2 separate regions of the Mus musculus genome follow, and region 1 is linked to region 2. A link is a contact called in ENCODE Hi-C or POLR2A ChIA-PET data. All regions are on one chromosome and are shown on one strand. The core of a region is the stretch at or near the end of the contact, and the rest is flanking DNA. Distances in the headings are between cores, read along the strand shown. Region 1 holds the start of Ephb4 (Eph receptor B4). Region 2 holds the start of Srrt (serrate RNA effector molecule homolog (Arabidopsis)).

Region 1 (6,119 bases), core at 380-2,879, 42 kb before region 2:
CCCTCCAGACACACTTCATGGGTGCTCTGCCCATTTGACTTCCTCCTCTCCAGGAGCCCAAAGTCTGTCCTCACCCCATTCCCACACTTTGATCAGCCCAGAACAGCACTGCCCAGCCTAGAGGGAGCTCCTTTGATTCCATCGCTTCAGGGAGAGATCTCCCCCACTCTTGTGTCCCACTCCCCAGATTCTCCTTTGATTCTAAGCAGCAAGGGAGGTTGTGGGGGAGCCAAATTCATTGAAAAGAGATTAGGGAGGCAGGAAAGGGGGTTATGAGTCCTGTGCAGCCCCAAGAGGGACTGTGGAGTTAGGGGCTCACAGATCTGAAGAGGCATTTGGAGAGGAATACAGAAGGAAAAAAAAAAAAAAAACCAGAAATCTGAGGCGGGCTAGGAGGCGGCCAGCTGGGGTGAATTAGGGCGACACAGGCCGGTGTTAGGCAGTTTCTGCGGGCTTGCATGGCTGGAAGAAAGCCTCAGCCTTGGGAAAAGTTGAGGTCTAAATGGCATGTAAAAGGTTGGGGTACAGCCTTGAGAAAAACAAGAAAAGAGTCTGCACGAGGTCAGTAGCCTGGCCAGCCATTTGGGAGTTGGAGAGTGGGGCTGCAGATGGGGCCATCCTGACTGGGGTGTGGAGTCCAGGTGTGAATGAACGCTAGGGAACCAGAGGTGGGGGTCGCTTTACGGCCTAGCTGGGGTCTGCCTCGCCTGCAAGTGCCCCTTCAGGAACTTTCCCCTGGAGTTTAGCCAGAGGTGGAGAGAGGATAAAAACTTTGGGGGATAGTTTTGAACATTAGGGTGGACAGGAAAAGGAAGGCTGTCATGGGCCTTTGGCATCAGGACTGAGAATTTAGAAGGCTGGGTAAGGGAAGGTCCCGGGTCTGAGCTCTCGACTCCATCTCTTTCCCAAACAAAAGAAAAACCCCACTCCCCGCCAGGCCGCCTCCTCCCCGCCCCCTCCCGTTCTAGTGCTATTGGTCCGAAGTGTTTAAGGGGTACCGGAGTTGGGATAGGGAGAGACCAGCTTTTGCACTCTGAGGCACAACTTTGGGGGACCCCAAGAACAGGGGGCACCCCAAGAAAACTCACCTTCTAAAGCAGTGGCGAGGGAAGCCCAGCACAGCAGCGCTCGGAGCTCCATGGCGCCGCCTCACTTTGGCTGAATGCGATCCGAGTTTGGGGGGCCCTGGCCCCCCCAGGTCTGACCCTCCCCTGGGCGGGTGCACACCGACTCTGCTGCTGGGACTTTCCGTCGAGGGCCTCTCAACGATGGCCCATGCGGGCGCGCCAGGCACCCGCGCTCAGGTGCGGCCCCCACGTCCCCGCCGCAGCGCGCGCGCGCGGGGAGGCCAGCCTTGAGGGGGGACGTCCTGGCAGTGGCCGTCGCTGGGCGGGCGGAGATCGGGACGTGGCTGAGAGTTAGGGGTCCCTTCGGGGCTTCGGGGGTCCCGCCCTGGCTGGCTGGGGTGGGCCGATTGCTCGCGGTCTCTCTCGCTCCCTGGAGTGGTTGGTGGATGTCGCGCCGCCGGGGTTAGTGCGCCGGTCGCGGTCAAGGAAGGTGGAAACCAAAGTGGGAACCGAGCAGGAGGGAGGGAAACAGGCTGGGCCAGGGCTGGGCCGAGTCGAGACTGAGTCGGGCGGCGCCTGGCCTAGGAGGGAGGGGCGCATAGGAGGCGGAGACAGTCCCATGTCAGAGTTTCCCCCCGCCCCATCTCCCAACACCCTGGAGCCCGGGTTTCTCTGGGAGGGGGGGGTGCACGGGGAGCTGATTGGCTCCTATGCTGCTGAATAATTCATGAGAGGGGGGGCCGCCCGAACTGAGCCTGTCGGGAAGTTAGGAGAAAGTTTGCAAGAGGGGGAGGGGCGGCATGTGTGGAACTTAGGGACTGTCCAGGGGTGCTGGGTGTCCCATGCCTACTACCCCTGATTGTGCATGTTGGGGCAGTAGCCCAGGAATCCTCAGGACTGACCTGAACCTACCAGGCCTCACAGATGTGTGCGTAAATGTGAATGCCCCCACACAAAGCCTGCTTTGACCTTGCAGCGGGACCTGAGATTCCACATCTGGATGCGCCCCCTGCCACCTAGTTGGAGCAGGGGATTGCATTTGGGAGGAGAAGGTTAAAACTTTGCATTTGGGTATGGAGAGCTTCCCAACAGACCTCCGTTCCTCAAGCAATAATCCCAGCTTGTCTATCTCCGGAGAGAGCGCTCACACAATCAGTGCGTGCTCGTTAAGTCCTGGAGATCCACTGAGCGCGCAGCCTAACGCTGGAGAAAGTGGTTTGAAACCCAAAGTATAGAAAATGTAAATAAAAGGCAGGCGTGTCAGAGAGGGTGAGGGATCTCCGTAACACCTCATTTCATTTTTTTAAAGGAGGGGGACACTTCCCCGCCGCCTGCAGCCTTGACCTCCAAGGCGGGGGTAGGGACCGTTGTGGCTCTTTCCTGAGGCTGTTTCCTGTCTGGCTCCTGGGGGCCCTCGGGATGGCTGGGAGGGCCCTTCCTCTCATTTGCTAGCACCCCCTCTCATCCATCAGTTTGAGGGGAGGGTCCAGGAAAGACGGCCTCCTATCTACATCAGGGCACTGTGAGTGTGGGGCACGGGATGGTTGGATGAGAGAGGTGCTGTTCCCGAAGTCGGTCCTTTAAGGGCTGCGGTAAGGAGACTTTAATTTAAGGTAATTAGTACAGGGTCTGGAAACTCTGAGGTAGGAGTCTGGGGCACCTGGGAGTCTGCCAAATACCCTAAGGGCGCACACACACACCCCAGCGGGCGCGGGAGACCGGTGATGACCTCTTGTCCGCCTGCGCGCACACACACACCAGCGGGCGCGGGAGACCCGTGATGGCCTTTTGTCCCCGTGCACTTATCTTCCTGGCGCAAGTAGTGCTCCCCACCCCCTGCCCTTCCTCACAGCCCTGCCTGGGTCCCGCTCCGGGGTGGGGGGTCAGCCAGGGCAGGAAACAGCCGGCTTGGCTGGAGCCAGGCTGACCGGCTAGATCTGGGAGTCCCCTCCTCCTTCCCCACGCAGACTCAGGCTCCCCTTCTCTTATCCACAGACACCCCCTTTTTTGCAGCTATCATTCTGCATCCGGGTCCCCCTGAATTTCTGAGTCGTGGCTTGTTCTCACCCTAGGAGCCACCATCAGCAGCCCACTTCAAGCCTTTGATTGCTTAAAAATTTTCACATTTAGTGGGATAAGCAATTCATTAGTATGCAGAGACGATTAACGCCTCAATAGAGGAGAGACAAGCAGCCTGGATGACAGAGGCAGGCGTGGAGGAGGGTTCGGTTGATGAGACCCAGCTGAAAAGATGAAAGAGCCCATCAGATTATTCCGAAAACCCAAAGACAGTGTATCAGTAAGAATGACTCCTGGGCTGGCCTCTCTGCTGCTATCAGTAGAGAATTTGGTAAACAGTTTCTCTAGCACCCAGAAAGCCCTGAGTTCCATCCCATTCCTACACAGATCCAGTGTGGTCATACTCCCACAACTTGGGAGGAAAGTGGAACCAGACTGGACTACATTGCAAGTCTTACACACACACACACACACACACACACACACACACACACACACACACACAGAGAGAGAGAGAGAGAGAGAGAGAGAGAGAGAGAGAGCGCGCACTGGTGAAAATCCCGTGATTTCCCTTTTCCATGCAAGTGACGCCCGAGATCTTTACTCCCCGGGTCAGGAAGCACCCTCCATTTATCCTGTGTGTGTGAGGTCATTCCTTCCACTCCCGGACCACCAGAAACTCCTGCTGCCAGCACTGAGTTGCTTAGCCTTCTGCTGCAGGTGAGAACTCCCATTAGCCCAAAATCAGTGTTTGTCCCAAAGACCCAACCAAATCTCAAACCTTTTTGTTTTTCTTCTTCTTCTCGGTGTTAGGGGACTTGGAGGAACTGGGACGTGGCTCTGTGGTAGAAGTGCCAGCTGCCAAAGCGGACAACTTGAGTTTGAATTTCAAGGTAAACATAGTGGAAGGAGAAAACCGATTTCCAGAAGTTGTCTGTCATCTGTGACCTCCACATGGACACTGTGGCCTTCACTGGCTCTCTCCTAACGCAATAAATATGCAAATAAAAAATAGGATTACGGGCTGGTGAGATGGCTCAGTGGGTAAGAGCACCCGACTGCTCTTCCGAAGGTCTGGAGTTCAAATCCCAGCAACCACATGGTGGCTCACAACCACCCATAATGAGATCTGATGCCCTCTTCTGGTGTGTCTGAAGACAGCTACAGTGTACTTACGTATAATAAATAAGTAAATAAATCTTTAAAAAAAAAAAAAAATAGGATTACAAAAACTTTGAAAGGCACTGAAGAGATGGCTCGGCCGTGAAGGGTACCTGTTGCTTTCACAGAGGACATCGTGGGTTTGATTCCTAGCACCCACGAGCTGGTGCCCAAGCATCCATAACTCCAGTTCCAGAGGCTCCAATGCCCTCTTTGGACCTCTGTGGGCACCAGGCACACATGTGGTGCATAGACATGCAAGCAGGCAAAACACTCATGCACATAAGACAAAACTGAGTCATCTAGAAAAAAATCATCTAAAACCAAAACAAACTCTGAAGCCCTTCACAGATTTCCCACTGCGGGTGTTAACAGTCACCTCTGTATGCTCCCCCTCACTGGCAGGCCAGATCCTTGTACATATATATATAGTCTTCTTGAGTACAAATAACATTAGGAGTCTTTTCTTTCTTTCTTCTAGCCCAAACAAACGCCACCCCCCTTTTTTTATACAGTTGAGTATGACCTTGAACAGTTGGTCCCCCTGCCTCCAAGGCCTCAATGCAAGGCATGTACCATCCCACCAGGCTTATGAGGTGCTCCTGATTGACCACCCCAAACCCCAACCACCCCCACCCCCACCCCCACCACCCGCTTCAGGCATGCTAAGCAATTTCTCTCTGCCTCTGTCTCTGTCTCCGTCTCTCTCTCCAGTGAGCCACCACCCTGGCCTAGAAGTCCCTTTCACACTGTGACAGTTTGTTTTGAGCCCTCAGAGAGATAAGGCTTTTCCTATATGTAAACTGGGTAAACTGGGCCTGTAATCCCAGGCACTCAGGAAGCAGAAGCTAGAGCGCTGGGATTTTTGAGACCAGTTTGCCCTGCTTAGTGAGTTCTAGGACTGACAGTAAAAATCTTGTCTCAAAAAAAAAAAAAAAAAAAAAAAAAGATAAGGGAGGGCAGGGGTGGAGTGGGAGGGCAGGGGTGGGAGTGGGAGGGCAGGGGTGGAGTGGGAGAGGAGGCATGAATAAGAACTGAGAACATAAACATAAAAGTATCCTATGGAAATGTCATAACAAAACACATTAAACACTTAATAAGATGGTGACAAAATGGCTCAAGGGATAAAAGGGCTTGCTTGCCCTTGATGACCTGAGTTTGAGCCCCAGGACCCACTACATCGTAGGAGAGAATCCTCACAAAGTTGTCCTTTGATCTTCATACACACGTGTGAGTACACACCCACAGGCACACACATGCACACCCCAAAATCAATGAAAACGAAACCCCAAAATCGATAAGAACAAAGCAGGGGGAAACATTCCTGTACATTTGAAGTAGCAGAGAACAGACTAGCCGTGTGCCTCCTTTAAACGGTAAGTGGTGAAGTCCCCGCGTTGAAGCCTAGCCAGCCACTCCTCTCTTGGCTCACTTAACCCCATGGAGTCCAAAGTTCCCTGAGGTATAAACCACAGCACCTCTCACACATCTGCTTGCTTCCCTGGCCCTAGTTAATGAATACCGCCACTTTAAACGGATTTTTCTTGGTGGTGGTTCAGTGTGAGTGTGTGTGTGTGTGTGTGTGTGTGTGTGTGTGTGTGTGTGTGTGTGCTCCTCTTTGCATGCAGAGGCCAGAATCTGATCGCAGGTGTTTGCTCTATTGCTGTTAACCCTGTCTTTGATGACAAGAGTTTCTCACTGAGCCTAGAGCTCTCTATTATGGCTGCACTGGCTGGACAGAGCCACAGGGACTCTATTCATGCTCTCTTCCCCCCCCCCCCCCACCCCATTGTGCTAAGGTCACAAGTATGTGCCACCATGGCTTTTACACCTGGTGCAAAGCATAGGAACTCAGCTTCTCACATTTGCATG
Region 2 (6,337 bases), core at 1,847-4,346:
GGGGAAGGCGTACCACCCTGGTTGCTTCACCTGTGTGGTATGCCACCGTGGTCTTGATGGCATCCCGTTCACAGTGGACGCCACCAGCCAGATCCACTGCATTGAAGATTTCCACAGGTCTTGCCTGGATTCAGCATGTCTTCACTGACCTATTTCTTCATGTCCCAGGGTCTGCCTCTTCTGTTTCCACCTTCTGGTGCTCTCTTTCTTTGACACCACTTTCTTCCCCAAGACCCAGACACATCTCTTATATCCTTCTCATCCCCACCCCTGCCCCTTCCACCTTCATTGGGCTTCATTTTGAGTCTCCTGATGGTGTGGGAGGGAGGGACCTGATAGCCTCTTTGGTTCCCCTCCACTGCAGGAAATTTGCCCCACGATGCTCAGTGTGTGGTGGGGCCATCATGCCGGAACCAGGTCAGGAGGAGACGGTGAGAATTGTTGCTCTGGATCGAAGTTTCCACATCGGCTGTTACAAGTGTGAGGTGAGGGGGGGTCCCTGGGCAGGAGCGAGAGCTTTGCAGAGCCCGGGAAGCTGGGGGAAAAGCACTGTGGGAAAGTCCCAGGCTAATGAAGGTTTTGTTCTTTCTCACAGGAGTGTGGGCTGCTGCTGTCCTCTGAGGGAGAGTGTCAAGGCTGCTACCCGCTGGATGGGCACATCTTGTGCAAGGCTTGCAGCGCCTGGCGTATCCAAGAGCTCTCAGCCACTGTCACCACTGATTGTTGACTGCTCTGAGAAGTACCTGCTGGGATCTCAGCCCCCGTCCGTCCGTCCGTCACTTCCCCCAACATCTACCCTTAGTGTTTGCCATCAAATGCTGTCTTTTCTTCCTCTCTTCATGAAATAATAATCCCTGGAGCATTTAAAAGCACTTCCAAGTCTGTTCTTTATTGGAGTCTCACAGGATGAGGCTGGTGAAAGCTTGAACTCCAGCACTCAGGAGGCGGAGGCAGAGTGTGAGTTTGAGCCCAGCCTAGTTTACATACTAAGTTCCAGGACAGTGAGGGGCTACATAATGAGATCCTGCATATCTTTTATTAACTCTCATCCTGTACTATTGTTGTTGTTACATAAATTAACCTGTTTACTGTAGGCTAGGGATGTCTCAGATGATTGGATTTCTGCTGGTCTTTCAAGTCCTTCAGACTTCTGATGCCAGATACAACAGCAGAAGTGGTGTCGCAGATCTGGGCTGCACCAGCCACCACAGTGCCAGATGCCAGTGGCCTGTTTTCTTCATCTTGGTCTTGCTCCAGAAGGAACAAATATACCTGGTGTGCTCATCGATTTCAATTTTCCATGCCATTCTCCAGAGGGAGGCATCATCTCGGATCCTATGTTTACTTACGATGCTGACCTGCTCGGTGCATTTAGCCACAGTGCCGTGACATAGGCCAAATGTCAAACAGAGGTAGTTCTCTAAAGGACAAACTGTAAAGTATCCCAGGCTACCCTTGGTTTGAAACATTGCTAGATAGCTGAGGCTGTTCTCGAACCCGGGATCCCTCTGCCCTCATTTCTGCAGTGCTGGGGCTGCAGGAATGTGACACTGCACATGGCTACTTTTCTTGTGGGGGATGGAGGGTGCTGGGGATGGGCCAGAGACTCATATATGCTAAGCACATGCCCACCTGCTGAACAGCACCTTCAGTCTCCCTCTCTCCTTTCTTAGCTTATTTCTTCCTAAACCCAGGTCCTGTCATACGGTAGGCAAGCATTCTATCATTGAGCTGTACGACTCTCATTGCTTCCCTCCTCTTCCTCCTCTACTTCTTTCTTGAGACGGGGCCTTCTTTCTCTGTGTAGCCCTGCCTGGCTGGCCTGGAACTCCCTTTGTAGACTAGGTTGGCCTCCAACTCAGAGATCTGCCTGCCTCTGCCACCAGAGTGCTGGGATTAGAGGTGAGCGCCACCATGCTCCCATCTTCTTGAATTACGTGTGTATGAGCTGGTTGCAAGACTTAAATCCCAGTACTCAGGAGGCAGAGACAGGAAGATCTCTCAGTCTGAGGCCAACCTAGTCTACAAGGGGAGTTCCAGGCCAGCCATGGGGTACACAGAAACCTTGTTTTGGAACAAAATGATGAGTATATGTATCTGTGTATCAGTGTGTGGGTGTGTGTGCATCTGAGTGCAGTGCCCTTGCAGACCAGAAGAGGTGTCAGTTCCCTAGGCACTGGAGTTAACAGTCTGTGAGCAGCCAGCCACATGGGAGCTGGGACTCCAACTCTGATTTTCTGCAAGACCAGGAAGTGCTCTTACACACTGGACCGGCCTCTTTGGAAAATGTTTTTGAGAAAGGGTTTTAGAAAATTGTCAAGGCTGGCTTTGAACTCATTTTGCAACCCCTGAATTTGATTCTGCTTTGACTTACTGAGTAACTCGGGTTACGCCTGTGCCAACGTAACTGTCTGCTAAGTTTTTAAAATGCCCCCTTGTAAATACACCTTATTAGATGCTGGGATTTTTCATTCTTTTCTGGGAGCAAGACAGTGGCATGCTCCCTTGTTTAGCTTAGTATTCTATTCATGGAAAAGGGCTTACTGTTATCTTAGGGATTTCAACTGGAAACTAGTGGATCCTGGTGGTTGTTTCCAGACTGCAATGTAAAGACTCCCATTAAAGAACTGGGCATTAAGATCGAGGTTTACACTTTTGCATGAGTATTAGGCTCCTCTGTCCAAGACAAGCAGGAAGAACGCATTTTATAAGTAGCACATACTGTATTTTTTTGCAGGAGAAAATGGTGGGAGGAGATGCCTCTAAAATGGTTGCTTCTATGAATTATTCCCTAGACATCCATCGTCCCCAAACCCCTCGATAGCAAATCCGCCCTTGAGGAGGTCAAGAGGTGCCCCAGCCCAGGGCTATTGCAAAGCAACCTTTGGATGCAAACTAGCTCCTACCCAGGATACCTTACGGGAGTGACACTTAACTTCTCCAGTGCCCTCCTTTTCAAGTAGGCACGAGCACGTTCAGAAGGCCTGGCTTGGCCCAGCTCAACTTCCGTAGCTCCGAGAAGCTGGGGCGATTTTGTCGCAAAACCACGCGAGACTTCCGCGTCTCCACCCTCTTCCCGTCATTCTTTTAATCTCGGAGTTTTAGTTTGGTCCGGGGGTCTTGTTTTGTAGTTGGAGGCCGAGCTCCGGGAGTGACGTAGGACGCGCGCGCGCCTCCTTGCCCCCCCCCCCCCCCCGCGGTCCCGCTCTTCTCTTCCCCTTCGTCTCCGGGCTGAGAATCCCAGCGTCTCCTTCCAACCCTCTTTGTGGTCCATTGTCGCTCGTTCCGGTCCGCCCGGAAAACAAGCCCGCCGGCGCGCGCTTCCAACGGCCCCGACCGCTGCCAGGTGGGGGAGGGGAAGGAAAGGCCCGGGCGGCGGGATTGCGAGGAGAGGACCGTGCCCGGGGGCTTCGGGGGTGGACGAGGGGGAATCCGTGGGGACAGTGAAACTGTCGGAGCGATCGCCCTGCCCGGGATGGCAGGCCGGCCTCGGCGGGAGGGAGGCGGGCGTGCTGTCCCCGGGGGATTGTCCCTCCTCTGGTCCTTGTTCATCATCACCGTGTCTACCCGCCGCCGGGCCCCAGGCCTCCTCTGACAGCACCATGGGTGACAGTGATGATGAATACGACCGAAGACGCAGGGACAAATTTCGAAGAGAGCGCAGCGATTATGACCGTTCCCGGGAAAGGGATGAAAGACGGCGAGGGGACGATTGGAATGACCGGTGAGACAGTATTAACGTCCATACCCCGCCCCGTACAACCCTTCCGCGCCACAATTTTTCTTTTCGTTTCCTTTTTTGTCTTTACCTTACAAAATCTTATTAGGATGCAGTTTACCGTTGAGCCATTTCTGTAGTTTCAGTCTATTCACCGTTGGCTCAGATTTTGAGCTTTTAACCAAAGTGACGGTCAGTATTAGTGCTGGACAGGAGCTCCGCACAGCTGGTTGGACTGCATCTTCCGTGCAGGCTACATAGGGAGACACAATCTCAAATCCAAATATTAAGAAAGCACAAACTGACCAAAGTGAGATTGGCCCGAAACTCTTTAGGTAGCTCAAGATGACATTAAACTTCTGAATTAAGGAAGTATTCTACCACATCCTGTTTAAGAGTTTTTTGAAAGGATTTTTAAAACAGGTAATTGAGATAAGAAATGTGCAAGTGCATTTCTTCTTTTATATAATAAAACGTTCATGGGGGTTTGCTTACATTATGTCTATGCACCTCATTCGTTCCTGGTGCCCGAGGAGGCCAACAGAAGGCTTTAGATCCTCTGGGAAATGGGCAGGAAAGATGGTTGTGAATTGCTTTGTGGGTGCTGGGACTCAAAGCCTAGTCCTCCGCAAGAGGAGCCAACCAAGAGTGGTTAAAAGGAGTGCATTTAACTACTGAGCCAGCTCTCTACCTCTCTTCCTTTTTAAATCCAGAGGTGAAGTAAAAACAACAAAAACAAAGCCAGTTTAGTGAGTTAAGCGCCATAGCTCAACTTGAAAACAGATTTCTTTATTTTTAAAGATTTATTTGTTTGAGTGCTCAATTTGCATGTACATCTGCATGACAGAATAGGGCATCTGGTCCCTGTAGTTGTTGCTGGGATTTGAACTCATGACCTGGATAAGCAGCCAGTGCTCTTAACTGCTGAGTCATCTCTCAGTTTCTTTAGAGGGATTTGAAATGACTTTGAGATAGAATTTAAGAGGTTGAGACCAGCCAGGGCTACATGGTGAGACTCCCTTTCACGAAACAAGTATGAAATGAAGGGAAAGCCTGGAAAAGAGGAAGCCTAGTGTGGGTGTGATTGTGAGAGTGTGTGGATGGTATATGCAAATGAGTGTGATTTATGGGGCCTACAGCTAGAGGAACAAGCATCTGTGAGTGGCTTGCCACGTGTGCTAAGAGGAGCCGCACATGGGTCCCTTGTAGGATTAGCAAGAACCCTTAACCACTGAGTCAGTTCTCCAGCACGTTATCAAAAATTAATTATTTAGCTTTTGGTATGTTTTTTGAGACAGAGTTTCTCTGTACAGCCTTGACTGTCCTGGAACTCACTCTGTAGACCAGACTGGCCTCGAACTCAAGAGATCTACCTGCCTCTGCCTCTGCCTCTGCCTCCCGAGTGCTGGGGTTAAAGGTGTGCGGCACTGTGGTTTTTGTTTTTTTAATGTATAAGTGTTTTGCCTACGTGATTTCTGTGCACCACATTCATGCTGTGCCTGATAGCTGTAGGAAGCCAGAACAGTGTTGTATCCTTAGAGCTGGAACTGACAGAAGGATGTGAGCTGCTGTGTGGCTCCTAGGAGCCGAGCCTTGCTTCTTTGAACTCTGAGAGCCATCTCTCTTAGCCCCCTTGCCCTTTAGGTTTTGAGAAAGGGCCTCACGTAGAATAAGCTGACCTGGAACATAACACTCCTGCCTTAAGCCTCTTCAGGGCTGGAAATAGAAGGGTGAGCCACCATGCCCAGCTCACCTTAGTGCTTCTTTAAGAAAAAAGAAAATCAAATTTGCTTTTCTGAGTCTGAAGCTAGATGAAGTCTTTCAGAGGTCAAAGTGGCTTTGGTTACATGTCACAAGTAGGCATGATCATTGCAAAGGAACTTAAGTTCTGAGGAGCAGAAGATGGCCATCTATGTAGTGCTTTGGAGAGCCACAGGAAAGAGACACTTAGCTGGATTTCTAGGGAATTCCCTAGACACAGGTGCTGTGAACAGCTTGCGGTCAGTAAGCACAACACAGTTGAGACAGGAGCACGTGCTCTTGGTTGATGTAGTGGTTCTCAGACTGTAGAGAGACATTGCTGTTTTTCTTAGTGGAGCTGCAGGAGTGCTGGTTAAAGCCGCTAGTACCTTAGGACAGAAGTCATGAAAAGGATGCACGGTTGAAGGAAGAGCACCACTTAGTGTCCCAGATAGAGCACTGTGTTTTGTTTCTGGTTTGGTTTTATGGATGAGAAGAATGCATAAAAGAGCATTGTGCTAAGCATTGGGTAGTCACTGCAAGAGCAGCTGGGTGATTGATGGGGGAGCCTGGAGTGGTTTTCACAGGTGCTGGGTTTTTATTGGAGCATTGTCAACACCGGGGCTTCACACTTAGTGCTTGGCAGATGTGTGTAGGAAAAGAAGTTAAGAGAAGTGTTACTAAGAGGAAAGCTGTCAGTATTTGTTGCTAGTGGAGCATGCTGGTAGAAACTCATTTTAGAAACTTGTATATATTAGTATGAGTAGTCCTGATGTTTAGACTTTGAGATGAGAGTCTATGATGCACCATGGCTTGATACTGTACAGTGAAAAGTGTCAGGAGCTGTTTAAGATCTGCTAGCAGTGATTTTAATGTAGC

The links. Hi-C counts contacts between places; a loop is a spot of excess contacts on that map. ChIA-PET counts read pairs that join two places held with the same protein, here RNA polymerase II (POLR2A).
Region 1: a loop to region 2 is called in a map of heart, with 9 times the contacts of the local background. The contact joins the promoter of Ephb4 here to the promoter of Srrt in region 2. A Hi-C loop is called at or near these places in 1 of 37 maps with a recorded cell type or tissue (heart). POLR2A ChIA-PET finds 5 or more read pairs at or near these places in 3 of 5 experiments (Patski and embryonic stem cell).

Annotation. Positions count from the first base shown.
Region 1 is chr5:137,345,619-137,351,737 of GRCm38, reverse strand. Ephb4 (Eph receptor B4) reads right to left here and starts at 1,629. Exons shown (of 17, transcript NM_010144.6): 1 at 1,089-1,629. The coding sequence starts at 1,140. Gm52791 (a long non-coding RNA gene) reads left to right here and starts at 1,686. Exons shown (of 3, transcript XR_003955817.1): 1 at 1,686-2,659; 2 at 3,672-3,806; 3 at 3,900-4,138.
Region 2 is chr5:137,304,433-137,310,769 of GRCm38, reverse strand. Srrt (serrate RNA effector molecule homolog (Arabidopsis)) reads left to right here and starts at 3,096. Exons shown (of 20, transcript NM_031405.2): 1 at 3,096-3,346; 2 at 3,585-3,724. The coding sequence starts at 3,603. It overlaps Trip6 (thyroid hormone receptor interactor 6), which reads left to right. Exons shown (of 9, transcript NM_011639.3): 7 at 1-117; 8 at 365-485; 9 at 596-871. The coding sequence ends at 727. It also overlaps the pseudogene Gm43013.